Regions from separate parts of the Homo sapiens genome. Here region 1 is linked to region 2. Evidence: chromatin loops called from intact Hi-C (ENCODE). Cell type or tissue: mammary epithelial cell. All regions are shown on one strand. Each heading gives the region's core, and the rest is flanking DNA. Links, peaks and the distances in the headings are about the cores only. Region 1 has its middle 23 kb from the start of YES1. Region 2 holds the start of THOC1 (THO complex subunit 1).

The links. Hi-C counts contacts between places; a loop is a spot of excess contacts. Peaks named below come from ENCODE experiments on the same cell type or tissue, not always from the same donor. Only the 100,000 strongest peaks of a DNase experiment are listed, where the experiment ranks them.
Region 1: it touches region 2 in a loop (2.6-fold over the local background); 8 of 110 quality-filtered maps call a loop at or near these places.

What each region holds. Positions count from the first base shown.
Region 1 is chr18:827,702-843,351 of GRCh38, forward strand. It overlaps the pseudogene BOLA2P1. Among named protein-coding and RNA genes, the nearest start is that of YES1, 23 kb to the left of the region's middle. RefSeq lists an enhancer at 2,623-3,189. In mammary epithelial cell, for the core only: a CTCF peak has its summit at 11,820 (motif pointing left); a DNase peak (open chromatin) is centred at 11,800.
Region 2 is chr18:262,913-278,562 of GRCh38, forward strand. THOC1 (THO complex subunit 1) reads right to left here and starts at 5,135. Exons shown (of 21, transcript NM_005131.3): 1 at 5,054-5,135; 2 at 2,545-2,618; 3 at 2,391-2,451; 4 at 1,114-1,180. The coding sequence starts at 5,107. RefSeq lists an enhancer at 5,004-5,473 and a silencer at 5,864-6,043. In mammary epithelial cell, for the core only: a CTCF peak has its summit at 5,790; a DNase peak (open chromatin) is centred at 5,189; H3K4me3 peaks cover 2,093 bases; H3K27ac peaks cover 2,105 bases.

The DNA.
Region 1 (15,650 bases), core at 7,565-15,564, 570 kb after region 2:
TTACCAGCACGTGCCACCACCCCTGGCTAATTTTGTGTTTTTGGTAGAGATGGGGTTTCACCATGTTGGCCACGCTGGTCTTGAAATCCTGACCTCAGGTGATCTGCCCACCTTGGCCTCCCAAAGTGCTGGGATTACAGGCGTGAGTCACCGCACCTGGCTAATAGGAAATATTAATGCATTTAATAAATACGGCATACCACTACTACTTCTTTGATTTTATCAGATAAATAGTCTTTCCAAATATTGAGTTGTGATACTCCTGCATTGCAGAAACCATTCACTTACATTTCTGTTTTCTCTTTTTTTTGAGGCAGGGTCTCTGTCATCCAGGCTGGAGTGCAGTGGTGTGATCTCGACTCACTGCAGCCTCGACCTCCCAGGCTCAAGCAATCTTCTCACCTCAGCCTCCTGAACAGCTGGAACTACAGGCGCGTGCCACCATGCCTGGCTAATTTTTATATATATATATATACGTATATATATATATATATATATGTATATATATACATATATATATGGATATATATGTGTGTGTGTGTATATATATATATATATATTTTTTTTTTTTTTTTTTTTTTTGTAGAGGAGTGGTTTCTCCATGTTGCCCAGGCTGGTCTTAGACTCCTGGGCTCAAGTGATCTTCAGGCCTTGGCCTCCCAAAGTGTTGGGATTACAGGCATGAGCCACCACGCCCAGCCTCATTTACATTCCTGTCTTCAATTCCTAGTATAGTGCCTGGTATGTAGTAAGCATGTGATAAAAATTTTAAGAATATTTAGGGCCGGGCGCGGTGGCTCACGCCTGTAGTCCCAGCACTTTGGGAGGCCGAGGCGGGTGGATCATGAGGTCAGGAGATCGAGACCATCCTGGCTAACACGGTGAAACCCCGTCTCTACTAAAAATACAAAAAATTAGCCGGGCGCGATGGCGGGCGCCTGTAGTCCCAGCTACTGGGGAGGCTGAGGCAGGAGAATGGCGTGAACCCGGGAGGCGGAGCTTGCAGTGAGCCGAGATTGCGCCACTGCAGTCCGCAGTCCGGCCTGGGCGACAGAGCGAGACTCCGTCTCAAAAAAAAAAAAAAAAAAAAAAAAAGAATATTTAGTATTGTTGTCTCTGAGAAAAACATAAGTTATGTATCTAAATTCTGTAGCCCTATAAGAAAATCTGTGTGTGTGTGTATATATATATTATATATATATATATATTTTTTTTTTTTTTGAGACGAAGTCTGGCTCTGTTGCCCAGGCTGGAATGCAATGGCGTGATCTAGGCTCACCGCAACCTCCACCTCCCGGCTTCAAGCGATTCTCCTGTCTCAGACTCCCGAGTAGCTGGTATTACAGGCATGCACCACCACGCCTGACTAATTTGGTGTTTTTAGTAGAGATGGGGTTTCTCCATGTTGATCAGGCTGATCTCGAACTCCTGATCCCAGGTGATCCACCCGCCTCAGCCTCCCAAAGTGCTGGGATTACAGACATCAGCCACCACGCCTGGCCGAAAATCTGTATATTTTTAATATACAAAGTTTAAGAACAACTAAGTTTTATTTATGCAAAAATGTTTATTTGATTTGAAATGAAACTTTGGAGAAGTTATAATAGCAGAAGTCAAATGTCTTCTTTTCCTTTGTGTTTCTTAATTATGTTGCCTTTTTAACCTTTCATTCTAAAATAGTTTCTATGAACAACTAAACAAGACATGATGGTTGACTCAATCAATAAAATATACAGTATGTTTGCATCATGACATATTTAGATTTCAGTGGCACAAATATAATATTACGTTATGCCAAATAATACTTTATATTTTTCAAATTATTTTATTATCACATTTGATCCGTATAACAATCTTAAAAGATGAATAGGTAGATGTCACTACCCCCATTTTACAGGCGAGGAAACTGAGGAATGAGAAATGCAAACCAGTATGCCAGTCACCAAGTGTCAGATTAATTACTGAGCTAGAGGCCAAACGAGGTGGCTCAAGCCTGTACTTGCAGCACTTTGGGAGGCCGAGGCAGGCGGACTGCTTGAGCTCAAGAGTTTGAGACCAGCTTGGGCAAGAAAAAGAATTAGCAGGGTGTGGTGGTACATGACTGTAGTCCCAGCTGCTTGGGAGGCTGAGGTGAGAGGCTCGCGTGAGCCCGAGAGGTTGAAGCTGCAGTGAGCTGTGATTCTACCACTGCACTCCAGCCTGGGTGACAGAGCAAGACCCTGTCTCAAGGTGATGAAATGATTAGAATTATCCCAAATCTACTATCCCGAATGGTATAGTTATTTTGTATCATTGTATAATTTTCTCCTGCTACTCATTCCTTCAGGTTCTAAGGGAGAGTAAGTTCTAGTTGGTTTCCAAAAGCCCCAACTTAAATGGCTTCCTGGCAATTTTGATCTTAAAGATTGTCTTTTTTTAAGCTGGCCAGAGCAGCTGGCATAAAGAGAGAAAAAAAAGATTATGTCTTTTCTTCTTCTCTCTCTCTCTCTCTCCTCTAGTACCTAGAACACATGCAGAAGGTGCTTAGTATACTCGTGAGCAATGAATACATAAATAAAATGAGTTTAGAAGAGACCTGGGAAAGTCTGGGTAGTGGAATGGGAATACTCTTCTTTGTTAGAAGATAATAGATACCTCAGCACTGGGACATCAGCAGTGATAATCCTGCGTCACAGTTGGTGAGAAGCAGCGGGAAATCAGGGGGAAAGGAGGTAGAGGCAGGCACAGTGGCAGCCCAAGGAAATGAAGGCAAACTGTGGTCATGAGACCAAAGACAAGGGGAGCTGGGGAAGGGAATGATGTCATCAGAACAACAATAGAGGAAGATGGTTTTGGCAGCAGCTTTTGAATAGACTTTGAAGAAAAAAATCAGAGAGAGGGGAAAAAGGAAACGGGAAACGGAAGTCTGTTGAGAACTCAGCATGACATTTGGAGTGGGTGGAGAGCTTCCTGTATAGCTTGATGTTTGGAACATCTGGTCACCTCTTACAATAACAAAACCTTAGAAATTTCAAGCTTTCTCAAGTGGCCAGCTTAGAATGAGTGTGAATTCCATGGCCAAACCGTCATTGCCAGAAGACAGGAATATCTAAAGAAAGAAAAATTCAGACAGAAACTGACTCTTAACACTGAGAACACCCCCACTAGTTTTTTGATGTAAGTAGTCCTATTTGTCAATGTATCTATGCTTTATTTTTGGAATACAGTATTGGCTTGGTATTAAATTTAAAGTGTTAAGTCTACTTTAATTCAATTATCTCAAAGGGCTAAGGTTAATCAACAGATTTACAAAGAAAGCAATTGTTTTCAAAGCTTATGATTTTCACTACCCATTTTTCTGGTGTATTAATTTTTGCTAGAGTCCATACCTTGTTTCATTTGCAATATTGGCTGAAATTTTCCACAACTCAATTGTGCCCTCTAGTGTTTATTAGCATTTAGTGACGGCCACTTTGGATGTTTGTTTGTTTGTTTGTTTGAGACACAGTCTCGCTCTGTTGCCCAGGCTGGAGTGCAGTAGCATGATCTCGGCTCACTGCAACCCCCATCTCTCAGGTTCAAGCGATTCTCCTGCCTCAGCCTCCCAAGTAGGTGGGATTACAGGTGCCCGCCACCATGCCCAGCTAATTTTTGTATTTTTAGTAGAGATGGGGTTTCACTGTGTTGGTCAGGCTGGTCTCGAACTCCTGACCTCGTGATCTGCCTGCCTCAGCCTCTCAAAGTGCTGGGATTACAGGCATAAGCCACTGCGCCCAGCCCAATCCCAGGTCTTCAGACAAGGTAAACTCATTGTCAACCAGAAAATGTTTAAATTCACCTATAGCCTGGAAGCCCCAGCTTTGAGCTGTCCCACCTTTCTGGACCAATCCCATGTATTTATTAAATGTATTTGATTGATGTCTCATGCCCCTCTAAAATGTATAAAACCAAGCTGCACCCCGACCACCTTGGGCACATGTTCTCAGGACCTCCTGAGGGCTGTCTCATGGGCCATGGTCACTCATATTTGGCTCAGAATAAAACTCTTCACATATTTTAGAAAGTTTGACTCTTTCTGTCGACAATAGGGAGGTGCTGTAGGATGTTAGGCACATTATTACCAGCTTCGCCATGTTTTTGAAAGTTTTTATTATAATTCTATTGCTAATAGTGTGGTTAACCTCCATATAATAATACAGTAGTCCCTCCTTGTCTGTGAAGAATACATTCTGAGATCCCCAGTGGATGCCTGAAATCGCTACAGTACCAAACTCTATAGATACTGCGGTTTTTTGTAGATATAGACACACACATATCCCTATGATAAAAGTTAATTTATAAATGAGGCACAGAAGAGATCAACAACAATAACTAGTGATAAATCGAACAATTTTAACAATATGCCAGCATCCCTACCCTTGTGCTTTGATGCCATCATTAAGTCAAAGAAAGCTTACGTGAGGGAAGTGGCTCCTGTAAGGGCGCAAAGCAGCGTGGCAGGGGTCCGAGCTGGGGTTCTGTCCCCGCTGGGCTGCCGCCCCAGCTGGACTACCGCCAGGGAACTCAGCGCCAATTACCTCCAGGAGAAGCTGCAGCGGGACCTGGAGGCGGAGCATGTGGAGGTGGAGGACACGACCTTCAACCTGTAGCTTCCGAGTCCTGGTGGTGTCAGCTGCTGCTTCAGAGACACCAGCTGGTGAATGCGTGCCTAGCAGAAGAGCTCCCACACATCCATGCCTTTGAACAGAAAACCCTGACCCCAGAGCAGTGGGCCCGTGAGCAGCAGAAATGAGGGACTGGAAGCTGCACAGCCATTAAATTATAAATCTGGACCCCCCCCAAAAAAACAACAAAAAAACTTACATGAGCACACACTCTTCAATACCGTGACAGTTGATCTGATAACTGGGCCAGCTACTAAGTGATTGATGGGCAGGTAGTGTAGACGGCATGGAGACACTGGACAAAGGGATGATTCACAACCAGCCCCAAGCAGGAGGAAACAGGACAGCGAGAGATTTCATCCTGGTTATCAGAACAGCGCGGGAAACTTATTAATTGTTTATTTCTGGAATTTTTCATTTTTTTTTTTTTTTTGAGACGGAGCCTTGCTCTGTTGCCCAGGCTGGAGTGCAATGGTGTGATCTTGGCTCACTGCAACCTCTGCCTCCCAGGTTCAAGTGATTCTCTTGCCTCAGCCTCCCGAGTAGCTGGTATTACAGGCACCTGCTACCACACCCAGGTAATTTTTGGTATTTTTTGGTAGAGACGGGGTTTCACCACGTTGGCCAGGCTGGTCTTGAACTCCTGATCTCAGGTGATCCACCCGCCTCAGCCTCCCAAAGTGCTGGAATTACAGGCATGAGCCACTGCGCCTGGCCAGAAGGCTGTATTTTGTATGACTATATTTATATGACATTCTGGAAAAGAGAAAACTGTAGCTATTAGGCACTGTTCTAAGTACTAGACAGACAATACGTGATGATGCTAGTCTTTGAAATAGAAAACACAGGAGAAAAAGCAGGATAGCAAAGGGGGAAATGATTACTTGAGTGCTGGGCATGTTGGGTTTGAGGTGTTTGAGGGAAAGCCAGTGGAAGTGTCAATGGGAGGCAGAACTCAGGAGCACTGCCAGGGCTGGAGATAGATTTGGGAATCAATAACATGTAGATAAGAGCTGAAGCTGTGGAACAAATGAGATTCCCGAGAGAGAGAGAATGCGGAGTGTCCACTTAGTCCAGCCCCAGCCCTGAGCTGAGCCAAAGGGATGAGCAGGAATTAGCTAGGAAAGAAGGCCGAAGAGGTCATTTCAGGCGGAGGAAATAGTGATAGCAAAGAAACCTGCAGGTCCCTGGGATCAACTGAAAAAGCACAGGATTTGTAAATTTAGAAAGGAGGGCTAGGCATGGTGGCTCACACCTTTAATCCCAGCACTTTGGGAGGCTGAGGTGGGAGGATGTCTTGAGCCCAGGATTTTGAGGTCAGCCTAAGCAAAATAGAAAGACCCCCATTTCTACAAAAAATAAAATAAAAATAGCTGGGTGGCGTGTGCCTGTAGTCCCAGCTACTCCGGAGGCTGAGGTGGGAGGATTGATTGCTTGAGCCCAAGATTTCAAGGCTGCAGTAAAGTATGATTGCACTGCACTCCAGCCTGGGTCATAGAGCAAGATCCTATCTCAAAAAAAAAAAAGAAAGAAAGAAAGAAAAAAAAATTTAGAAGGAGACTTGGTTGTTTTTTTTTTTTTAATAAAGGATTACAGCCTGCAAGGTGGCCGTTCTGACAGGTTGGGAAGTATAGCCTCTGGGAGAGGCTGAAAGGCAGGTTTTTCAAGGGAGACGGGAATTATGCTGAGGGGGTTGGCCAAACATACATATTCAACAGGTTACAGGAGGAGCTATGAATGTTCATGAAAGGGGTCCTGAAGCATGTAGCAAACGTGCATGTTACATGTGACCCATGTTCACTTTGGAGCGGAGACTTAACATTTAAATGTATTACAATTAGGGCCTATACATCAAAAGGTGAAGCAGGGACATGAAGCCTCTCAAGTGCACAGCTTCTGTAAACTGGCCAGAACCAGTCCACAGTTGGCGGCCTCTTATCAGGAGAAAGTAACAGAACTCAGTCTCTGGTCCAGTCAAAGCTGTAGTGATGGCTGGTGGAACGAGGAGTCGGTCTAAGTGTCTGATGGTGGCTGAGCTGCAACTGCTTCAACATTGCTCATCTCAAGGCCAGTGCTTGTTTAGCTGCTAGAGAAAAAGAAAACCCTGATGGCAGTGGGAACATAGTTTATTCTTTAATTCTAGGGAGTACATGACTTAATCCTTGCCTGGCATGCATGGCCTTAGGTCCTGTTTATAATGTCGTATCTTATTGCCACAAAAAGTCCATTGTGTCAGGATTATGAGCTCCATTTTAACATGAATGCTGGTCAGATTTTGTGCCAAATCTGCAAAAGGGAAGGGATATAATGAGGTGTGCCTGCCCTCCCATTCTGTCATGGCTGGGAACTCAGTTTTTTAGGTTTCTCACCGGCACGGTGGCTCCCGCCTGTAACCTCAGCACTTTGGGAGGCTGAGGTGGGTGGATCACCTGAGGTTGGGAGTTTGAGACCAGCCTGGCCAACAGGTGAAACCTCGTCTCTACTAAAAATACAAAATTAGCCGGGTGTGGTGGCACATGCGTGTAATCCCAGTTACTCGGGAGTCTGAGGCAGGAGAATTGCTTGAACCTGGGAGGTGGAGGTTGCAGTGAGCCGAGATCGCGCCATTGCACTCCAGCCTGAGCAACAAGAGCAAAACTTCACCACGAAAAAAAGAAAAAAAGGTTTCTCGGGGGTTCTCTTGGCCAAGAGCAGGTTCGTTTAGTCCGTCTCTATGAATCTGACTATTCCAGTACCTCAGTGGACTCATACAGAATTTATTGTCAGTGTCTGGCTTATTCAGATCAGTGGTTCCTTTTTTTTTTTTTTTCTGAGTCAAGGTCTGATTCTATTGCCCAGGCAGAAGTCCAGTGGTGCAATCTTGGCTCACTGCAACCTCTGCTTCCCGGCTCAAGTGATCCTTCCACCTCAGCTTTCTGAGTAGCTGAGACTACAGCCACGCGCCACCGCACTGGCTAAGTTTTGCAGAGATGGGGTTGCGTCATGTTACCCAGGCTGGCCCCGAACTCCTGAGCTCAAGCGATCTGCCTGCCTTGGCCTCCCAAAGTGCTGGGATTACAGGCATGAGCCACCATACCCGGCCTCCACAAGTGATTTTGCTGCTCAGTCAGGGTTAAGAACCATTGATCTGGGGTGGGGGGAGGGGGGAGGGATAGCATTGGGAGATATACCTAATGCTAGAGGACGAGTTAGTGGGTGCAGTGCACCAGCATGTCACATGTATACATATGTAACTAACCTGCATATTGTGCACATGTACCCTAAAACTTAAAGTATTTAAAAAAAAAAAAAAAAGAACCATTGATCTGAGGTCGGGCACAGTGGCTTACACCTGTAATTGTAGCACTTTGGGAGGCCGAGGTGGGCAGATCGCTTGAGCTCAGGAGTTTGAGATCAGCCTGGCCAATATGGTGAAACCTGTCTCTGCTAAAAATACAAAAATTAACCAGGCATCATGGCACACACCTGTAATCCCAGCTACTCGAGAGGCTGGGGCAGGAGAATCACTTGAAGCAGAGGTTGCAGTGAGCCAAGATTGTGGCACTGCACTCCAGCCTGGGTGATAGAGCAAGACTCTGTCTCAAAAAAAAAAAAAAATTCACTTTTGGAGCTTTGAAAACCTGCTAATGCCTGGGCTATGCAGCTAGCGATTCTGACCTACATGGTATGAGGAAGGCGTCAAACACCTGCATTTAGAAAGAGCAAGTGAGAATGCCTGTTGTAGAAGTAGAAGATGGGAGGGGAATAGCATGACATGAGCTGCAAGAGGAAAGGCTGCGGCAGAGGGATATAGCAGTGACAAAGCACCTCTGAGGTTTGAAAGGACGAGGACTAGGGACAGCCACTGGGTCTGGCAAACAAGGTTTCATCAGAACCTTTAATAGGAGCAGTTTTAGTAGAAGAATGAGGGAAGAATCATTGGTGAGAAAGTTCTCTGAACTCTGGAGAAATTGGAAGCAAAATTACAGGTAGAATGGGAAGGTTTAAAGGATGGATGGAGATACGGTTAAATAATTAGGTAGAAGGGATGGAAATAGAGGGACTTGATGCCTGAGAGCTTCTATTTTCATTTTCTTTCTTTTTTTTTTTTGAGACGAAGTTTTGCTCTTGTCGCCCAGGTTGGAGTGCAATGGTGTGGTCTCCACTCTCTGCAACATCCGCCTCCCAGGTTCAAGCGATTCTCCTGCCTCAGCCTCCCAAGTAGCTGGGATTACAGGTGGGTGTCACCGTGCTCAGCTATTTTTTGTATTTTTAGTGGAGATGGGGTTTCACCATATTGGCTGCGCTGGCCAACTCCTGACCTCGGGTTATTCACCTGCCTCGGCCTCCCAAAATGCTGGGATTACAGGCGTGAGCCACTGAGCCGGGCCAAGAGAGCTTCTATTTTCTTTTTTTTTTTTATTGTACTCTAAGTTTTAGGGTACATGTGCACATTGTGCAGGTTAGTTACATATGTATACATGTGCCATGCTGGTGCGCTGCACCCACTAACGTGTCATCTAGCATTAGGTATATCTCCCAATGCTATCCCTCCCCCCTCCCCCGACCCCACCACAGTCCCCAGAGTGTGATATTCCCCTTCCTGTGTCCATGTGATCTCATTATTCAATTCCCACCTATGAGTGAGAATATGCGGTGTTTGGTTTTTTGTTCTTGCGATAGTTTACTGAGAATGATGGTTTCCAATTTCATCCACGTCCCTACAAAGGACATGAACTCATCATTTTTTATGGCTGCATAGTATTCCACGGTGTATATGTGCCACATTTTCTTTTTTTTTTTTTTGAGACGGAGTCTCGCTCTGTCGCCCAGGCCGGACTGCGGACTGCAGTGGCGCAATCTCGGCTCACTGCAAGCTCCGCTTCCCGGGTTCACGCCATTCTCCTGCCTCAGCCTCCCGAGTAGCTGGGACTACAGGCGCCCGCCACCGCGCCCGGCTAATTTTTTGTATTTTTAGTAGAGACGGGGTTTCACCTTGTTAGCCAGGATGGTCTCGATCTCCTGACCTCATGATCCACCCGCCTCGGCCTCCCAAAGTGCTGGGATTACAGGCGTGAGCCACCGCGCCCGGCCAGTGCCACATTTTCTTAATCCAGTCTATCATTGTTGGACATTTGGGTTGGTTCCAAGTCTTTGCTATTGTGAATAGTGCCGCAATAAACATACGTGTGCATGTGTCTTTATAACAGCATGATTTATAGTCCTTTGGGTATATACCCAGTAATGGGATGGCTGGAACACTTTTACACTGTTGGTGGGACTGTAAACTAGTTCAACCATTGTGGAAGTCAGTGTGGCGATTCCTCAGGGATCTAGAACTAGAGAGCTTCTATTTTCTAAGTGGCACTTCAGGCACAGTCACCAGAGGCCACATGGCACTGGTGACCAAGAACATAGGTTTTACAGCCAGATGACCTAGGCTCACATTCTCAGTCCTTTGATCTCTGTTCTTCTGATTCTCATTTGTAAAATGGGGATTTTTTTCTGCCCTGTAGGACTGTTGCGAAGGTTAAAGGAGTTAGTACCTATGATGTTTTTGGAATAATATCTGGCATGCAGTGAGGACTCAGTTTTGTGTTAACAGTGATAGAAGCAAGGAATGGGTTGGATGGCCAGGTCATCTCTGTGAGGCATGGAAAAAGAAACCCACTAGAGCTGCAAAGCGGTGTTCATAGTGTCAGTGGCCCAGCTAAAGCTGGAAACCATTAATTTTGTAACAGAACCAACTAGTGACTATTTTATTTTTTTTGGCAGAACTCAGCAGCAGGAAGAAGCCAAGGTAAGGCATTAGCCAGGGAGGTGGGGCAGAAGGGCCAGGGGCTGGAGAATCTCCAGTGCTCCCATGACTGTGGCCACATGGTTCAACTGTGATCCAGGTTGGGGTTCGTAAACTCAGAGGTCAGGGGGACATCAGGTGTCTGAGCCCTGGCAGAGTCCAGGGGAGATTTAGAGGCTGTGGAGGAGGTGGAAATGCAACAGGGAAGAGAATTATGACCACAGAGAGAATATCAATACGACAAGCATGTTTGAGGGCTCCCGGCTCAGAGTTTATTCCACTCCATCAATCATTTTCTTCTTCTTTCTTATTTTTATTTTTTATTTTTTTTTGATACAGAATCTCCCTCTGTTGCCCAGGCTGGAGTGCAGTGGTGGGACCTTGGCTCACTGCAACCTCTGCCTCCCAGGTTCAAGTAATTCTCCTGCCTTAGCCTCCCCAGTAGCTGGGATTACAGGCACCCAGCTAATTTTTGTATTTTTAGTAGAGATGGGGTTTCTCTACTGGCCATGTTGGCCAGGCTGGTCTCAAACTCCTGGCCTCAAGCAGTCCACCCGCCTTGGGCCTCCCAAAGTGCTGGGATTACAGGTGTGAGCCGCTGCACCTAGCCTCATCAATCATTTTCAAACTCTTCTGAGGAACCTGATGGTTCTTCAGCGATGCCTCAGGAATGATTCTTTCAATCAGGGCGACTCCATTTTCATTTGTTGAGACGTGGGGGCGTGGGTGGGGTGGATGGGGGCAGTGACAAAAGTATATTTTATCAATAAAATTTGACTAAAAAAAGTGGTGTTGCTTGTTTTTTGCTTCTGGTTTGAAAACCACTTTGGTTTGGCTGGATGAACTTGGGTTTGACAGTGAGGAGGTGTATCAGTCCGTTTTCACGCTGCTGATAAAGACATACCTGAGACTGGGTAATTTATAAAGAAAAAGAGGTTTAATGGACTCACAGTTTCACGTGGTTGGGGAGGCCTCACAATGAAAGGCACGTCTTACATGGCGGGCAGGCCAGAGAGACAGAGTCAAGGGAAGGGGGAACCCTCTTCTAAAGCCATCAGATCTCGTGAGACTTATTCACTACCACGAGAACAGTATGGGGGAAACTGACCCCATGATTCAATTATCTCCCACCGGGTCCCTCCAGCAACACGTGGGAATTCTGGGAGCTACAATTCAAGATGAGATTTGGGTGAGGACACAGCCAAACCATATCAGGAGGCATAGTTCTGTCTCCTCCAAACTAGCAGTGTAGTTTGGGCTAGGCCCTCACCTTGCTGGGTTCTCAGTGCTCTTTTTGGGAAATCGGCGGGCTGCCCTAGGTCTTTGCGAGCTGCCTTCCCTGAGGGCTGGAGTTGAGTTCACAGCTGTGCAGCGTCTGTGGAGCTCTGCGGGCGCCACCTGGTGGTCAAAACTGGCAGTGCCGTTAGCGGGCTCAGCGGGACGTGAGAACCCAGGCAGCTTGCTAGATGGGCTTCTATTTACATTAGAGAACAATCTCTCCAGGGGACAGGGTGCCCTAACCAGGGTAAGAGAGCTCTTTTGTTAGAATAAATTGAGGATGAGCTGAACATGGCACAGTAGCCAGGATCTCATCATGAAAATCAGAATAACTCATCCACATATGTGAATAATTTATGGCATATGCAGCCTGTTGGAGAGAGAAGGCCCATGCTATTAGTCAGAACTTACTTACAATCAGCTTGCTTCAATTAGGTTTTCCTTTATTGAAACAGTGACCTTGAAAATGACTTCATTTTCATATTCAGGCCTATCTCATGTGTTTCCCAGAATAGTTATAAAACTGATCTGATGTGTGTGCTGTTTATGTTCCAGCACTTGTTGAGTGGCGATGAAGTCAGGGTCACTCTACAATGAGCCACGACAGCCTCTTTTGTCTCTAAATAATTTTTAAAATGGCTGATTGGTAATACTGGAGAGCCAGGTGTATGATTCAGAAGGGTTACTGGAACAAAAAATTCTGAAAATGGCCTTGGATTGTTAATTTCCTATCCATGGGCATAGAAGGTGTCTGCAACACAGGCTCTGTCACAAAACAAATGATATAAAATGATAATAGAGCGGAAGTGGGAGGGAGTTTTTCTGTCATTGTGTTAGTCCCTGAACCCTCAAGGAAAGAGATAACAGTGCCTCTGGCTTTGGACTACAGATACCCACTCCCTTTGTTTAACTCCTACTTTTTTTTTTCCAGAAAAGTTTCAGACTAAAAATGTACCCTCCAAAGAAGTAGCTTCAAAAACTCCTTGCAAGAGCTCAGTTCCTTTACATTTATGGTCATTTTATTTTCTTTATGAGAAACTTGTGGATTAAAAACTATAGGCTAGGTGTGGTGGCTCATGCCTATAATCCCAGTACTTTGGGAGGCTGAGGCAGGAGGATCCATTGAGCCCAGCAGCCTGAGATGAACTGGGCAAGATAGGGAGACCCCACATCTACAAAAAAAAAAAGAAAAAAAAAAGAAAAATTAGCCAGCTGTGGCAGTGCATGCCTGTAGTCCCACATACTCAGGAATCTGAATCAGGAGGATCTCTTGAGCCCAGGAGTTCAGGGTTCATAGTCTCAACCTCCTGGGCTCAAGCAATTCTCCTGCCTCAGCCTCGCAAAGTGCTAGGCTTGCAGGTGTGGGCCACTGTGCCTAGCCATATCTTCATCTTTTAACTCTCTCTTCAATTGGCTTCAGTGACACTATTATCCAGACTCTTATTCTTCCTCTTTAAAAATCCCTTTTCAGTTTTTTTTTTGAAAATGCGAGTGTGTATGTGTGTGTTTGTGTAAGTTCTTGTTTGCCATTTACTGAGCCCCTCCTAAGTGCCAGGCACTGTAATAGTTTGCATACATTTTATAGTGTAATCCTCTGAATGGCTTCTTGACATCAGTACTTTAAATTTCCGTTTTACATGATGAGCCCATGACTCAGAAAAGTTAAATAACTTGTCCATGTTCTACAGAAAGTAACAGATTCAAACCCAGAGACACTGGTGTTCAGAGGTTGAGCTCTTACTCTCTGATGTTATACTGACTCCTCTATCATGCCTCTTGAAGTTTAACCTTCCTGAAGGTGCTGTCCACAGTCCATATTTCCCTAGGGAGTATTATTCTCACCCAGGGATTCAATGACATTTTTAAGCTGATGCATGTGAAGTCACTGTGTGCACTGTCATTCCACACCCATGCCCACTGAGCATCTCTAAATTCATGTCCCATAGGCCATGCAATTTATCAAAGCCCACATAACATGGGAATTTTACCCACTTCCAGCTTCATCCCATATTGCTCTTCTACTTGGTCAGGGCACTCCAGCTGGAATGAGACCACCACTTCTCCTGTTGTCCTTCCCAGCTTCTCCCCCACCTCCCCTTCCCCTAGTTTATAAGACAGGAGAAAAGGGAGAAAGCAAACAGTTGGAAAGAAACAGAAGTAAGATAAATAGCTAGACGACCTTGGCGCCAACACCTGGCCCTGGTGGTTAAAATAATAATAATAATAATAATAATAATAACCCCTGACCAAAACTACTGGTGTTATCTATACATTCCAGACATTGTATGAGAAAGCATACAATGAGAAAGCACTGTATGAGAAAGCGCTGTATGAGAAAGCACTGTAAAACTGTAAAACTTTTTGTTCTGTTAGCTGATGCATGTAACCCCCAGTCACGTTCCTCACGCTTACTTGATCTATTATGACCCTTTCACGTGGACCCCTTAGAGTTGTAAGCCCTTAAAAGGGCTAGGAATTTCTTTTTCGGGGAGCTCGGCTCTTAAGACACGAGTCTGCCAACGCTCCTGGCCAAGTAAAAACCTCTTCCTTCTTTAATCCGGTGCCTGAGGAGTTTTGTCTGCGACTCGTCCTGCTACACAGCCACACCCAACCTCCTTTCTGTTTCTCAAAGATGTCAAACTCATTCCTGCTCCAAGGCCGTTGCCCGGGCTCTTCTCATTTACCAGCATATACTTTTCACTGCTTATTTCACAGCTGGCTTCTTCTTGGACTTCTTGTCTCAGCTGAATTGCCATCTCCTTAGAGAAACTTTACGGACCATCCTATCTATGAAAGTGTTTCCCCTGTAGTTTTTCCTGATCACATCATCCTTTATAATTATCTTGGATTTTGCTTGGTTGTTGTCTATCTGCTCCCATCAAAACATATGTCCCTTGAAGTCGTCATTTGTTCAGGCACATATAAATATTTGTACAGGTTGTGCACTGTGCAAGGACACCTAGCTGAGGTGGGTGTGTGGGCTCAAATCTAGTCTGCCTCCACTTTCTGACCAGAAGGGCTATCTTTAAAAAAATTGTACAAAGACACCATCCAGGGTAGCAGTGGATGTGGCCCTGTGTGTCTTATCCAGCAGTTTATTTTCATAGTCTATAACAGTGACTGGTACATATTAGGCTTTCATAAAATATTTAGCAAATGAATAAAAGGGGGTGATGTAGCTGCAGGACAGTATTTTTTTTTTTTTTTTTGAGATGGAGTTTCCCTCTTGTTGCCCAGGCTGGAGTGCAATGGCACAATCTCGGCTCACTGCAACCTCCGACTCCCTGGTTCAAGCGATTCTCCTGCCTCAGTCTCCCAGTAGCTGGGATTACAGGCATGTGCCACCACGCCTGGCTAATTTTGTATTTTTAGTAGAAACGAGGTTTCTCCATGTTGGTCAAGCTAGTCTCGAATTCCCGACCTCAGGTGATCTGCCCGCCTCGGCCTCCCAAAGTTCTGGGATTACAGGCATGAGCCACTGCGCCCAGCCTGCTTGGTTATTTTCTATCCTGGCTGGGAGCAGTGGCTCAAATCTGTAATTCCAGTACTTTGGGAGGCTGAGGCAGGTGGATCACAAGGTCAAGAGATGGAGACCATCCTGGCCAACATGGTGAAACCCTGTCTCTACTAAAAATACAAAAATTAGCCTGGCGTGGTGGTACGTGCCTGTAATCCCAGCTACTCAGGAGACTGAGGCAGGAGAATCACTTGAAACAGGGAGTTGGAAGTTGCAGTGAGCTGAGATGGCGCCACTGCACTCCAGCGTGGCGACAGGTGGAGTCTCCGTCTCAAAAACAACAACAACAACAAAACAAAAAAATCTGTCCTGCAGCTACGTTACTCCCTTTCGTTAATTCACTAAATATTTTATGAAAGCCTAATATGTACCAGTCACTGTACTCCAGCCTGGGCAACAAGAACGAAACTGCATCTCAAAAAAAAAAAAAAAAAAA
Region 2 (15,650 bases), core at 901-8,900:
TATTTCTTCTTTCTGCATATATTTAACGAGCTCCTATTTTGTGTTAGGCTCTGTGTACTATGTGCATTGTTTACCCGAAGTCTTCTAAAGCTATCACACACAGCCATTTTAACAGGCTCCTGCCCAGTTTTCCTGCCAGCAGTCACTTCAAATGGAATCATTCATCTGCAGCTGCTCTTTTTTTTTGAGATGGAGTCTTGCTCTGTTGCCCAGGCTGGAGTGCAGTGGCTCGAGCTCAGCTCACTGCAAGCTCCGCCTCCCGGGTTCACACCATTCTCCTGCCTCGGCCTCCTGAGTAGCTGGGACTACAGGCGCCCGACACCGCGCCCGGCTAATTTTTTTATTTTTAGTAGAGACGGGGTTTCATCGTGTTAGCCAGGATGGTCTCGATCTCCTGACCTCATGATCCGCCCGTCTCAGCCTCCCAAAGTGCTGGGATTACAGGCGTGAGCCACCGCGCCCGGCCTGCAGCTGCTCTTTAGTATGGCACCCAGTGCCCTTTATAAATGGACCTAACCTGCTTCTTTCCTCATCATTCTCATTGTCCTCTCCTCCTCCTGCTGTACACAATTCTCTAGCTATTCCTTTCTTAGTATGTCTAACAAATTCTTCATACCTCACATTCTAGTTCTCATGTTCTTTTCTAAAACCTCTCCTGACTCCTTTAGACTGAAGTTTAGAGAGCCATGTTGGCTCTATTCCCTCTAACTACACTTCATTCCCACTTCGACCATAGTACTTACACCATAGTAAGGCATGCATACATCTGTTTCTTCCATTAGCTCCACATAAGCAGGGGAATATGTTTTATTCACCATTGAATCTCCAGGTCCTAGCTCAGTACCAGGCACATAGTAGATGCTCAATGAAAATTTACTGAATGAACAAAACAACTGGAGAACAAAGGAAGTGCCAAAATGTGCACTGCATAATAGAGATGAGAAATAAGAGTGAACTAATTCAACTGGGACTTCTTGGCAAAGTTGGGAGTCAGGCAGAACTTGAAGAATAAACAAAATCAGATAGGTGGAGAAGTATGGGGAGAAGACGTTTTAAATAAAGCATGTCATGTCCAAGATTACTTTAAACAAAACAAAACGGAACCATACTTACCTTCAGTTACTCCCCCAATAGCAAGAGAAATAATAGCTAAAACGTTTTCACATGATGAATGATTTATCTACCAACAGAGGAGAAACAATTTAATTTAGGGGCAAGAGTTCAGACTAAACTCGATTAACAGTAAAAACATGTACTCTGATATTAAATTGACTATCAGAAATATGGAATACAATATTTCTTATAGAAAACAATATTTTCTAATATGAAGTTACCAAAATTTAACAGTAACATATAGAATCAATAGTCGTAGAAGTATGTCAAGTAACAGGCAACTCACTCAAAATCCAATGGTCTCAAGAAAATGGTTATATTAGCAAGATGAAGGCTATAAGCTAATCAAGGACAGAAGTGCTGAAGCCATAACTCAGCCAGTGGCACAGGGCAAAGGCAGGGCTATGAGAATTAACTACTAATACACCCATGTGTCTGAGGGGTGGTTTTAATAGAAGGAAGACAGTGCTTAGGTTCTATAAAATCATAATAACCAGCATTTACTGAGTGTTCATTAAGTGCTGTTTTACACACAACAACACTGAAAGAACGGTATTTCCCCTCTCACAAAAGAAACTGAAGCACAGAAAAGGAAAAGAACTTGCCCAATGCCTCACAATGGAAAAGTGACTAAGTCTGAAGAAAAGGAAAGAATCATTTTTTAATCAGACTTGTCTGAGAGAAAGGGACATTGTACTATGGCCAATAGAAGGGAATCTAGCTTTTGGGGACCCAACCTTTGCTTGACCAAGAATAAACTGTTGAAACTTTTCCTTTCATTCAGGTGCCCCATTATTGGTAAACAAATTCAGATTTTTCATGGTTAGACTTCTCTACCGAAGTTGGAGAGCCCTCAGTTATTTATGTAAGTTTACTGATGAGGAGGATGCCAGAGGAAAATGAGGGAATGGAATCCCAGCTCCTAAGCTAAATATTCTTGGACTAGACCTTTTGCGCCACTACAGGATGTATCACTGCTTATACAGGAAAGTGAGAGAGCCCACCTTCACCTCTAGTTCTTCCTAAGACCTCATGTCAACTTTTCTTATCTCACTTGGAGAGGGCTCTTGTCATTTATTAAACCAAACCCTTAAAATGTACCTGTGCTATCAAAATCCTTAGAGAAATCGTATAGTCATCAAGTCAACTTTTACAAAGCAGAAAGGTTACTCTAAAAAAAGATGTTTAAATATCCATTCTAAGAAAAAAAGCAATTTTTAAATAACATGGTTTATTAATTTGTCAGTAAAATTTTAACAATGGAAAAACATACTTACAATTTCTTCTTCTAGAATACCTCTGAAAGCTTGGTCAAGGGTACATTTTTTTTCATTTTCACTATTAAAAACAAAAGACATCCTCATTTTTCAAACAGCTCAGGGTATGTATAAAGATTGAGGCAAGTATTTTTCATAGATATCAATGCCTTACCTGCCAGGTACCTGGCTGAAGGTACTTAACAATGGCTTGATGTTTTTGTTGTTCAAGGCCTCTCTGGTAGACTTCTAAAAAAAAATTAAAATGGCAAATAATTGTAAAGATTTTGCTTATTATTTGCTGAAAAATATATCGTTCATTGATAGTGTATCTTACTAACTAAAAAATGCTTATACCTGGGAAAAATTACCTATCAGTCATTCTCTCAGTAATCCTTATTCCAATGCTACTTCATGATACGGATCCTCATCACTTTAAATCTGGCAAGAGCTTCCTTGCTGGACTTTTTCATTCTAGGTGATATTTCTGTCTCTTTAAATATCACATTCATGAGTATTGTGCTTACAAAAAAAAAAAATCTCCATATGGCTCCTTATTTGCCCGTTTTAGTTTTGAAGCTTCATAGATCCCTCAAGGTCCTTGATAATGTTATCCCAATTTACCCAAACTTAATTCCCAATACTCCCTAACACATACTTTGCACTAAAGTCTAGCCATTTTTCATCACTTTATATCAAACTCATTCTACTGTATTCACACATTCATGTTGCTCTTCCTACCTGCTCATCCAAATTCTATCCATTCTCCCACACCCATGTCAGGTCTCGCCTCCTGGAGGTATCTTGTTCAGTCCCTGACACGTAGCACTCAATAAAACCATGCTGACAATCTGTAGATTGTTTTAAAGTAATCATAACTTAAAGACAAAAATATTGCAAAAGGCATTCATTCTATGAACACTCACATACACTTAGAAAGTCATCTTATTACCTCACAGGAATTAGATCTATCCTAAATGTGTCCATTCCTTGCTCTGCCACTAACAGGCTGAGTAATTTGGGGCCTGTTCCTTTATCTCTTTGTGCTTCATTTTCGTCACCAGTTAAATAAGAGGGTTTTTGTAGATTTTTACTACCAGCAGCAGCTACAGTGGCATCACCTAGGAAGCTGGTAGAAATGCAAAATCTCAGGCTCCCTTCCACACTTACTGAACAAGAATCTGCATTTCACAAGAAGCTTGAGAAACACTGAACTAGATGATCTCCAATTTCATGGTCCTTTTCAGGGCTAGTATGATTTTTTTTTTTTTTTTTGAGATGGAGTCTCCCTCTGTTGCCCAGGTGTTGTGCACTGGCATGATCTTGGCTCACTGCAACCTCCGCTGTCCGGGTTCAAGCGATTCTCCTGCCTCAGCCTCCCAAGTAGATGGGATTACAGCGCCCACCACCACGCCTGGCTAATTTTCGTATTTTTAGTAGAGACGGGGCTTTGCCATGTTGGCCAGGCTGGCCTTGAACTCTTGACCTCAGGTGATCCGCCCGCCTCGGCCTCCCGAAGTACTGCATTTACAGGCGTGAGCCACTGCGCCCGGCCGCCAATATGATCTTGGATAGTCCTAACAGTTACTCTTAGCAGGCTTTCAAAGCACCAGAGATTGCAGCAAAACGCACACAAAGAAAATGATTATGATGACATACACAAAATATAATCCATTTAAAAAAAACCTCACACTGTGTGTGTGTGTATATATATATTATACGTATACGTATATATATGTATATATATATATATATAACCCTGCAAACAAGAAAACTACTTACTACAAAGGATGAATTTTTCTTTCACACAATTTTCATCCTGGCATCCCTATAACTACCAAAACACAGCCGAATATCTGAGAAATGTTGGTGCAAATGCTAGAGACGAATAGAGTCAGGCAACTTAAAAGTGTTCTTCATACTTACGTTGCTGTGACGAGCAACATAAAAAGAACAGAGTGTCTAAAGTCAGAAAAACCACTGAAGTCACAACTTTTTGGGGGGTGTCAGCTTCTACCTCATGTACCAGGAATAACCAACTTAGCCTACTTCACAGTGTTACTCTAATAGTTAAATGAGAAAGTGATCTGTCAAGTGTTTCCCAAATGCTCAAAACCACCCTTCCACATTGAGCAAGAATAAAATAGCATCTGGTTACCCTTCCCAAGGTGATCTATCTGCCTTTTCCCGCTTAGGATCTCATCGATCGCTTAGGAGTTAGACACGGTGGGTTAAGGGGTGGTGAAGAGACGGCGGGAACAAGCACTTGGTAGCTCAGAAGGCTAGGGCGGGAGCCAGGTCTTTGGACTGAAACCACTCCCACCCTCCCCCTTCAGCAGCTCCCCTTCCCCTTCTCGAGACACCTGCCCCACTAAACGAGCTGAGAGGATGGACCCAACCAGCAGTAGTCTGCAGGTGGGCACTCCAAGCGGGGAGCCGAGGCGCCCAGCACGCAGTCCGGGGACCCGCTGGAGGGTGGGCGGAGGCGGACGGCCCAGCCCACAAAGAAGAGGCGGGTAGTGCGTCTTTCCCTACCCCTCAACCTCCGACGGGGCCCGGAGCGGACGCTGAGGCGGACACACCTCTGTCTCACTTTACCCCAGGGCAAAATTCGAGTAATTTCAGGGAGAAGAGGACAAAGCATAGCGCCGGGTCAGGCCTGCACCCTCCCCTCTACAGCTCACCGTAAACCGCGTCCGCGCTTCGGGCAAACTGAAGAGCGGCGGCGTCGGAGACATCTTCTCGGCTGCGCGTGCCCGCCACTGCGCTGCGGCGCCTGCCGATGACGTCAAGCCAGGAGCAACGAGACTGCGGTCTCTCTGAGCCCGGCTAGAGTGGCCTGTGAACACCGGTCGGGCGAGCTGGCAGTTGGGAGTTTCCCTAGCGACTCAGTTCGGGTGGGCGTTGGGCGCCTGAGTCAGCCAAACAGCCTACTCGGGGTTCTTGGGTAGCCTTTGGGGTGAGGGGACTTGGGCGGCCTTGGTCTGTAAGCTCTGCGTTCCCGGGCGTGGAAGAGACTGGCCGCGCACATGCGTTTCTGTGGTTTTCCTGGTTTGGGGAAAGCGGGTAAATGGTGGCTGGTTGCGGCTAACTGGGCCGCGCTAAAAGGTAACCCAAGGCAGGTGGATTACCTGGGGAAACAGCTGGAGCAGTGGTCCTGGGCCGCCAGTCCGCGGTCATCCCGGGAGCTTAAGATGCGGAGTGGTGATAGGCTCCGGATGTATGAGCCCTGTGGCTCAAGGGCGCTGTTCTCTCTGCTCCGAAATAGAAATAATACCTGTCTCACAGAGCTGTTGAAAAGCTCCACTGAAATAATGACCGCAAGTGTGAACTGTAAAGCAATGTAAGTAGTATTTATTATTAAAAGGTCTCTACTGAAAGAAAGAGACCTAGGAGGAATGCAGTGCCCGGCGCTGATTGGAAAACGGGTGGCGCTGCGTCCTGGGCCGAGGCTTCCCTAGCGAAAACCTTGTCTCCCTCCATTTCGTCCCTTGCCTGCCTTCCCAGGAGAGACGTGGCCGATAGAAGCCGAGTGGCAGTAACTCTAAGTTGGAGTTACACGGTGGAGAAGGAAGCACTGACTCAGACTCGGGTAACTTCCTCTTATTCCCTCACACGTGTATCTTGTTCCCTTCTTCGAAGTCTGTAAATTTAAAATCCTAAGCCCCCCAACAACTGAACAGACCCCCGTGAGGCCAAGGGGACACCAGCAAAATCTTAACAACTGAGTTCCCAGTCATAACGGGATGGGAGGTCAGACGGACCTGGTTATACCCTCTCCCTTTTGTGATTTAGAGGAGATAGCTGACTGGCCATAAAGTTAAAATAGAGGCCAGGCGCGGTGGCTTACGCCTGTAATCCCAGCACTTTGGGACGCCGAAGCAGGTGGGTCACCTGAGGTCAGGAGTGGATCACCTGAGGTATGGCAAACATGGTGAAACGCTGTCTCTACTAAAAATACAAAAATTAGCCGGGCGTGGTGGCACGCACCTGTAATCCCAGCTACTCAGGAGGCCGAGGCAGGAGAATGGTTTGAACCCGGCAGGCGGAGGTTGCAGTGAGCGGAGATCGTGCCATTGCACTCCAGCCTGGGCGACAAGAGTGAAACTCTGTTTCAAAAAAAAAAACGGAGATGATAGGACTGACGGAATTGACTCCATGGCAATAAGATACCAAAGTATAAACAGGACCTAAGCCCATGCCAAGCAAGGGTTAAAAGTCATGCATCCCTACGCTTGAAAAATAAACTATGTTCTCACTATGCTTCAAGGTTTTTCTTTAGCAGCTAAACAAGCGCTGGCCTCACAGTATTAAAACAATTTGCAGTTCATCGACCACCAGACACTAACAACCCTCTCCCACCAGCCGTAACTACAGCTTTTATTGATTTCAGTTACTTTCTCCTGATAAGAAGGTCACTGACCATGGACTTGTTCTGGCCAATTTGTAGTGATTGCATGCTTACGTAACTTCCTGAAAAGATATTTTGATGTATAGGACCAAACTGTAAATACATTTAAATGTTAAGTCTCCACCCCAAAGTGAACATGGATTGTCTGTTAAACATGCATATTTGTTTAATATGCATGTGTCAAGACCACTTTCATGAATATTCATAGCCGCTCCTCTAACTTGTTGAATATGTATGTTTAGCCAACCAGTTAAGCATAAAGTTCCTACTCCAACTCCTCCTCTGAAGTGTCTGTATGTGGTCTTGGCTGGAGGCATGCTTCCCAGCCTGCAGAATGGCCACCTTGCAGGCTGTAACTCCTTATAAGAAACAAAGTCTCTCCTTTTCTAAATCTATAGATCTTATGATTTTTTAGTTAACATGCACAATAAGAATACAGGAAGCTAAGGAAAAGATAACTGCAGAATCTTACTCCTAAGTGGGAATTGTGAACAATAATGACTACCTGAAATGTTACAGGCTTTTTAAGAATCAGCAAGATCATTCAGGTTTGGTTGTATACATTAAATTTACAAATTGGCAAAATAAAAATGATTTAATTCAGAATTATACTTTGTTTATCTGATACTAATTGTTGTAATAGGATTATCATATTACAGATGACTATTAACCATCTGGAACACAACTAAGACCTCAGAGGCAAGTACATTTTTTTCTTTTCTTAAGAGACAGGGTCTCATTCTGTCATCCAGACTGGAGTGTAGTGGTTTGATCATAGCTGACTGTATCCTCAAACTCCTGGGCTCAAATGATCCTCCTGCCTCCATTTCCCAAGTAGCTGGGACTAGAGGCATGTGCCACCAAGCTCAGCTAATTTTTTTATTTTTGTAAGACAGGGTTTTGCTATGTTGCCTAGGCTGGTCTTGAATTCCTGGGCTCAAGTGGTCCTGCCTCGGCCTCCCAAAGTGCTGGGATTACAGGCATGAGCCACTGTGCCTGACCTGGCACTTTTCTTATATTGCTTCTAGTCCTTACAACAATTTTTTACTTAGTTATATATTAATGAGTATACAGCCTCATTGGCTGTAAGTCACATGGCTAGAGAAAGCTAAGTTTGGAATTTGAGCCTAGCTGTCATCCCAAAGCCTGTATTTTTCTTAAGTCTTAACTCTTGAATCTTTACCATGGGCCTATTCAATGTTTCAGAAATTATTTCCTTACAATTGGATAAGGGCGAGGACCATAGTGTCATTAATAACAAAACATAGGCCCGGTGCGGTGGCTCACGCCTGTAATCCCACTACTTTGGGAGGCCGAGCCAGCTGGATCACCTGAGGTCGGGAGTTTGAGACCAGCCTGGCCAATATGGTGAAACCCCATCTCTACTAAAAATACAAAAATCAGCCAGGCATGGTGGCAGGCACCTGTAATCCCAGCTACTCGGGAGGCTGAGTCAGGAGAATCGCTTGAACCCGGGAGGCGGAGGTTTCAGCGAGCCAAGATCCTGCCATTGCACTCCAGCCTGGGCAACAAGAGCAAAACTCCATCTCAAAAAAAAAAAAAAAAAAAAAGAGTTTTTTGTTTTTTGTTTTTTTGTTTGTTTGTTTGTTTGTTTTTAAGTGGGTAATAACATCCAGAGGGCAGACATCCAGGAACATGTAACCTTTTCACTTATATTTACTGAGCACCTGTTTTTCCTCATGCTAGCTGGTGAAGTAAGATGGACGAAGGACTGCCTCTCTGTTAGGAAATAACTTGCATGGGAGAATCTAGGATGGATGGTTTAGATCAGTTCTAGGCATTCACATCTTCATTCCTCTTTTTTTTCCTTAGTGTGGCCTTACTTGAGTTCAGTTTACCATTGGAATGGTAAGATCTGGGAGGAAAGGACTAAGGATGCAGTTTAATCTGCTTTTCTTCTAGTTCTTATCCTGACTATTGTCTAGGCAGAAGGAAGCTTTTTGCTCCATGCTTACTGGTCGGCCACATTAGGATGTTGGATTGCAGGTTTGCCTTTTTCAGCATTTGGGCCCCAGCCATCTCTCCCTTTCTCTCATTTGTAGTTTAAGTGGATTGAAATAATTATATTTATTTAAAGGGAACTGATGTTTGAGTGGCAAAGTTGAATAAAAAGAATGAGACTCCTGCATTGTGAGAGGAATGGAACTGAGAAGAATAAAAATGAAAAAAATGGCCGGGCACAGTGAGTCACACCTGTAATCCCAGCACTTTGGGAGGCCAAGGTGGGTGGATCACTTGAGGCCAGGAGTTTGAGACCAGCCTGACCAAGATGGTGTAACCCTATCTCTACTAAAAATACAAAAAATTAGCTGGGTGTGTTGGCCGCGCCTGTAATCCTAGCTACCCAGAAGGCTGAGGCAGGAGAAGCGCTGGAACGTGGGAGGTGGAGGTTTCAGTGAGCAGAGATCGTGCTACTGCACTCTAGCCTGGGTGACAGAGTGTGACTCTATCTCAAAAAAAAAAAGGAAAAGGACGGCCCTTTATACTCTAGAGCTTAAATTTTCTTGGAAAAAGAGTAATTTTCATGAAAGCTATGTAGGGAGGCTGTATTTTTATAGCATAGTGGCAATTTTCAAGCATTTTATATTGTTGATATTGTACTGTTTGTTCAATATATTGAGTGCTTACTATCTGCCAGGCAAAGGTATAATATTATTGAAATATATATGTAGCACTATTTTATTATATTGCAGGTACTGTATATATCATTATCTAGCATATATTGTAAAATCCTGTTTGGTGGGCTCAGTTGGACCACATAATGAGCATAATTCAAGGTGAGAGATGGAATAGTGGGTCAGTTTTTGCCCGGGCATGCCAAGCTTCCCTGCAGGGTTAGTCAAGGGATTTGCCTGAAATTCTACCATTGTTTGGCTTGTTCCCCTTTCCTGTCCTGTTTTTCTCTCTCCCTGAGAGTATTATCTTAACAAATCATTTGCTTATGAATTATCACCTCAGGATTTGCTTCTGAAGATCCGGATTGTGTTCGTTTGGGTCTACATAGAAGCAGACACAGATACATTACACCATACATTGGATGTGCAAGAGATTTACTAAGGAGAGAGCAAGAGCAGGGAGGGAGAACTTGCAGACAGCAGTGCAGGTCTGACACTCACAGGAGGAGAAAAGGAAGGAATGTGGATTGGGTAAGAAGTTTCTGGGTACAGTGCAATTCCAAGAAAGGGTTGGCTTTGCAAAGAGTCCTGCAGTTTGTCAGAATGGGCCTGTACTAGTACCTTTGCCATCCTCATTCATTGACTGGGACCCTCAGAAAGCATGGCCTTGGTGCAAATGTGGTGGTTGATCCAGAGGGTAGCAGCTTGAGCTGTCAGTCAACTGTGGTCCCCGCAGCTGAAGATCTGAGTAGAGCATTATCATGGCCACCACACTGCCCTAAGATACTAATCATGTAGTAATTTTTTATTTGTATTCAGAAAATATTTTCTTTGTTTATTCTCAACAAATATATGTGAACCTAGCACTGTGAACAAAGAAGAGTTACTACCCTAATGAGGCCTTTATTCTGTGTGGGAGCAGGGTTATTTATTTATTTATTTTTGAGACGGAGTCTCGCTCTGTCGCCCAGGCTGGAGTGCAGTGGTATGATCTTGGCTCACTGCAACCTTGGCCTCCCGGGTTCAAGTGATTCTCGTGCCTCAGCCTCCTGAATAGCTGGGACTACCGGCACACAGCACCATGCCCAGCTAATTTTTGTATTTTTAGTAGAGATGGGGTTTCGCCATGTTGGCCAGGCTGGTCTCAAACTCCTGGCCCCAAGTGATCCGCCCACCTCAGCCTTTCAAAGTGCTGGGATTACAGGTGTGAGCCACCGTGGCTGGCCAAGGTTTTTTAAATAAATAAAAATATAAAAGAATTTTACTATGTGGTAAATGGTAGCATCTACTGAGTACTGTTGTGTGCTTGAATTCTAAGTGCTATTCATTTAATCTTCTTTTCAGCCTTATGAGGTAGGTATCCTTTATTCCCATTTTACAGATGATAAAACCGAGGCGAAGTGCTTAAGTAACCTAGCCTCAGCAACACTCAAAGTCAAAGAAATGAGAGACTAAGGTAGAGAATACTTGGGTAGTATTTAACTTTAAATAGGGTTGTTAGGAAAGGCCTCTGTGAGGAAGTGATATTTAAGCAAAAACATAAAGATGTAAAGGAATTAGTTGTATAATCATTTTATGGGAAGGGGGTTTGGCAAGGGAAGGCAAGGATGAGCGCTCCAGGTTGAAGGAGCAGCATGTGCGATGGCTCATGTTAGGAAGGAGGTCCACCTACTTGGGAACTGACAGGAGGCCTGTGTGACTGGAGGACAGTTAGCAAAATGGAGGGCTGTGCGGATTGAAGCTGGCGGCAGGGCCACGTGGGTCAGGACTTCGCAAGTCTGGAAGTTCACTCGGCACACAGTAGCCATCTGGAATCTAGTTGAACACAGAAAAGATTTTGAGAAGTTCTTAATTGTTTTGCATGAACAGTGGAGGATCATTTGCTTTCACTGGTCTCCTTGCTTCCACTCTGTGGAGCGTGATTTCCCTCACAGGACTGGTGCTTTTTCATTAAATGTTGATGATCATAAGGAAGGCTAAGATTGTTGAGTCCTCATAGCAGGGACTGGGGGACTGCTCAGCACATTTCTCACTCCTCCCTTGCCCTTCACCCCTACCCCCTGCCCCCACAACCCCGCTCCATTCTTGTGACAGAACAGGTGTGGGCGTGTTCATTGACTTCCAACCCCCTTCATGCATGGCTGACGCATGGGATGTTGCTGTCATGCACGTGTAACTGAATGGAGGGTTCCCTCAGGTGTTCTAGGCAATGGCACGATATTAGAGACGCCCTGAGGCAGAAAAAAATTGATGCAGCTGAAGTGAAGTGCTGTCAGTTTCACCTGTGTGGAGCTCGTTGCCATAGCAGTGGTTACAGTAAAACTGGGTCCAGAGGATGTGAACGAGGGCCAGGAGATGTACAATATAAGGCAGAAAAATGGCTGAATTGTTATCATACTCTTAAATAAGGAAAGCCAAAATAAACTGCTTTATTGGGTCTTGGCTAATTAAAAAAATAGAGGTTTAAGGATATATTTCTTAAGAACATAAAAGGTAATCATTAGTAGAATCCAAAATAATATGTACACCCCAAGCTCACTGGAGAAAATGAAAAAAAAGTAGCTCATATAACAAGAGTTAGAACAAAAAGCAGACTACAAAATAAATCTCTCTTTCTCTCTGTGTGTGTGTGTGTTTGTGTGTGTGTGGGAGAGAGAGAGAAGGAGAATGTGAAAATATGTGTAAGTACTGTACATATATGCATGTATATATTTTATAAATTAGAATGGTAGAAACAAAATCAGACATAAAGCAAAGGTCGATCTAGGCTGATGTTCACACAATTTGGGAAGGGGGGGTCTTTAAGAAGAATAATTAAAAATTACGAATACAAAATGAAAGTGAATATTGATTTGGAATGACAATAGAAATGGTGATACATTATGGATGTCACAAATGTTATAAAATCCAGAATAACATTAACTGCCTGATATCTCTCTGTAGTACTTTCTCCCAACATTTTGTTTTTTTTAAGAGATGGGGCCTCACCACGTAGCCCAGGCTAGTCTCAAACTCCTGGGCCAAGTGATCCTCCCAACTTGGACTCTCAAAATGCTGAGATTGCAGGCATGAGCCACTGCACTTGGCCTCCCCCAACATTTTTGGCTGCATATTCTTTGATCACCTCATTATATGACAATGATTATATAATATTTTAATTTAAAAGAACCAGAAAGATAATTTAGTATAGTGGATTTTTTATTATTATTATTGATAGTGTAGAAACTGAAAAAAGTTTCACAACTCACTATTGGGTGTTCCCTATCTGTGACTCCCTCTGCTAGTTCTTGCTCCAGTGACATTTCTTGCTCTGAGAACTCTAGTTCTTTGATATTGCTTGGTCTGTCACATGACAGTTGTTACAGCCAGAGCTGGCCTGGCCAGCCATGTCCTCCTGTCTTCGGTTCCCCTTCCTTCCACTGCCGCCAGCAAGCCAGTCTTCAGTGGGGAGAGGCAGCCTTGAAACTTGAGTGTTGAGCCCTGTGGGGGGAGCAGAGCAACATTTAAAAAATATCTTTGTCTTTGGTGTCTGGATGCTCAGTGGGGGCCACCAGGGAGAATTTGTCAATGAGGGCCAGGAAGATATAGTAGCACAGGCAAGTCTCTAGATAAAACAGAATACTAAAAAATACTTGATTAACCAAAAGATGTCAGGAAAGGAGGAACAAGATAAGATGGGACAAGTAGAAAACAAATAGCATGCTGACAGACTTAAACCTATCCGTATCAGTAATTGCATTAAAAGTAAATGGTAGAATAATAATAAAATTGGTGGAATAAAAAATAAATGCAATATGGAATCCTGAATAGGATTCTGGAACAGAAAAAGGACATTAATGGAAAAACTGGTGACACCCAAATAAAGTCTGGAATTTATTTGATTGTAATGTGCTAGTTTTGGTTTTTTAGTGTTGATGAATGTACTATGGTTATATAAGATATTAACATTTGTAGAGAATGGGTGAGGGGTATTCAGGACCTCTCTGTAGTATTTTTGCATCTTTTCTGTACATACAATGTTATTCCACAATAAAATGTTTATTAAAATGTACATAGACTAAATATCAAATAAAAATCATATACTATCAGTCTGGATTAAGAAAACAAGCCTCTGGCCAGGTATGCCTGTAATCCTAGAACTTTGGGAGGCTGAGGCAAGAGGATTGCTTGAGATCAGCCTGGCTTAAACAATAAAAATCAGCCAGGCATGGTGGTGTGCCACTGCAGTTCTAGCCAATTGGGAAGCTGACGTGAGAGGACTGCTTGGGCCCAGGAGTTCGAGGCTGCAGTGAGCTACCGTGGTGCCATTGCACACCAGCCTGGGTGACAGAGGAAGACCCTGTCTCAAAAAATAAAGAAAGAAAAAGAAAAAAGAGAAAACAAGTTTCAACTACCAACTGTTCAAAAGAATACACTTTAAAAATAAGAATAGGCTTAAAGTAAAAGAATGGAAAAATAAGCAAACACTAATCATGAGAAATACAGTATTACTATATTGAGGAAAAAGCAGCCTTCTAGATGAAGAGTATTATCAGAAGTAAAGAAGCTAATTTCTTAATAATTAAACAATAATCTAATCAGGAAAACATAACAGTCCTAAACATGGATCTATTTAAAAACAAAACCTCATATGAAGCAAAAATTGGCAGAACTGAAAGGATAGAGAAATCTATAATTATAGTTGGAGATCTTAATACATTTCTCTCAGTATTTGATAGAACATATATAAAAACATACAATATTTGAACGCTATTTTCAAACTTGACATAATTGATATTTCTAAAACAGTACACCCAACAAATGCAGAATGAATTTTTCAAGTACACATGGATCATTCACCAAAATAGACCATATGCTTGGTCATAATGTGAGTCTCAAAACAACCAAAGGATTAAAATGATACAGAATTCGTTCTCTTACAATAATGGAATTTAGAAATGAAAAACAAAGGATATCTAGAAAAATCAACTATTTGGGAATTAAGCAACAAAATCCTGAAAGAGCATAGGTCAAAGAAGAAATCACCAGGGAATTTAGAAAATATTGTATACTGATGGTAATGATAATGATAACTTACCAATATGACTGGGTGCAGTGGCTCACGCCTGTAATCCTAGCACTTTGGGAAACTGAGGCAGGCAGATCACTTGGGCCCAGGAGTTCAAGACCAGCCTGGGCCGCACGGTGAAATCCCGTCTCTACCAAAAATACAAAAATTAGCTGGGCGTGATGGCATGAGACTGTAATCTCAGCTACTTGGAAGGCTGAGGTGGGACGATGATTTTATTCTGGGAGTTGAAGGTTGCAGTGAGCCAAGATCATGCCGTTGCACTCCAGCCTGGGTAACAGAGCCAGACCCTGTCTCAAAACATCAAAAACCAAACAAACAAACCCAGAAACTTAGTAGTATTTGTGGATGCAGCTAGAGCAATGACTGAGCAAAATCTATAGCTTTACCATATTTTATTTTGTAGTATAATTTGTATACCTTGGATGCATATATTAGAAGAAAGGTTAAAATCAATTTAGTAAATGTCCATCTCAAGAAGTGAGCAAAAGAAGAGCAAATGAAACCCTAAGAAAGTAGACAAGTAAATAATAAATATAAGGACAACAGAATAGAAAACAAATAATAGACAAAATGAACAAAACCAAAAGTTGGTTTTTTGAAAAGATTAATAAATTAACCTTTAGCAATATAATCAAGAATAAAATAGAGGAGCAAAATTATCAATATCAGAAATGAAAAAGGGACATTGTTACAGATCCTACAGGCATTAAAAAGATAATATGATATGCCAGGAATGGTGGCTCACACCTGTAATCCCAGTACTTTGAGAGGCTGAGGCAAGAGGATCACTTGAGCTCAGGAGTTTGAGACCATCCTGGGCAACACAGGGAGGCCCTATCTCTACAAAAAAATTAATTAAAAAAATTAGCCAGGCATGGTGGCACACACCTGTTGTCCCAGCTACTTGGGAAGTTGAGTCGGGAGGATTGCTTGAGCCCAGGAGTTGGAGGCTGCAGGGAGCTACAATAGTGCCACTGCACTCCAGAGCAAGACCCTTTCTCAATAATAATAATAATAATAGGTTATTATGAAAAACTTTAGGCCCATAAATTGGAAAATTTAGAAGACAGAAAATTTTTGTAAAACACAAGTTACTAAAACTGACAAAGAAAAAATAGAAAATATGAATAGTCCTATATCTGTTAAAGAAATGCAATTGGTAA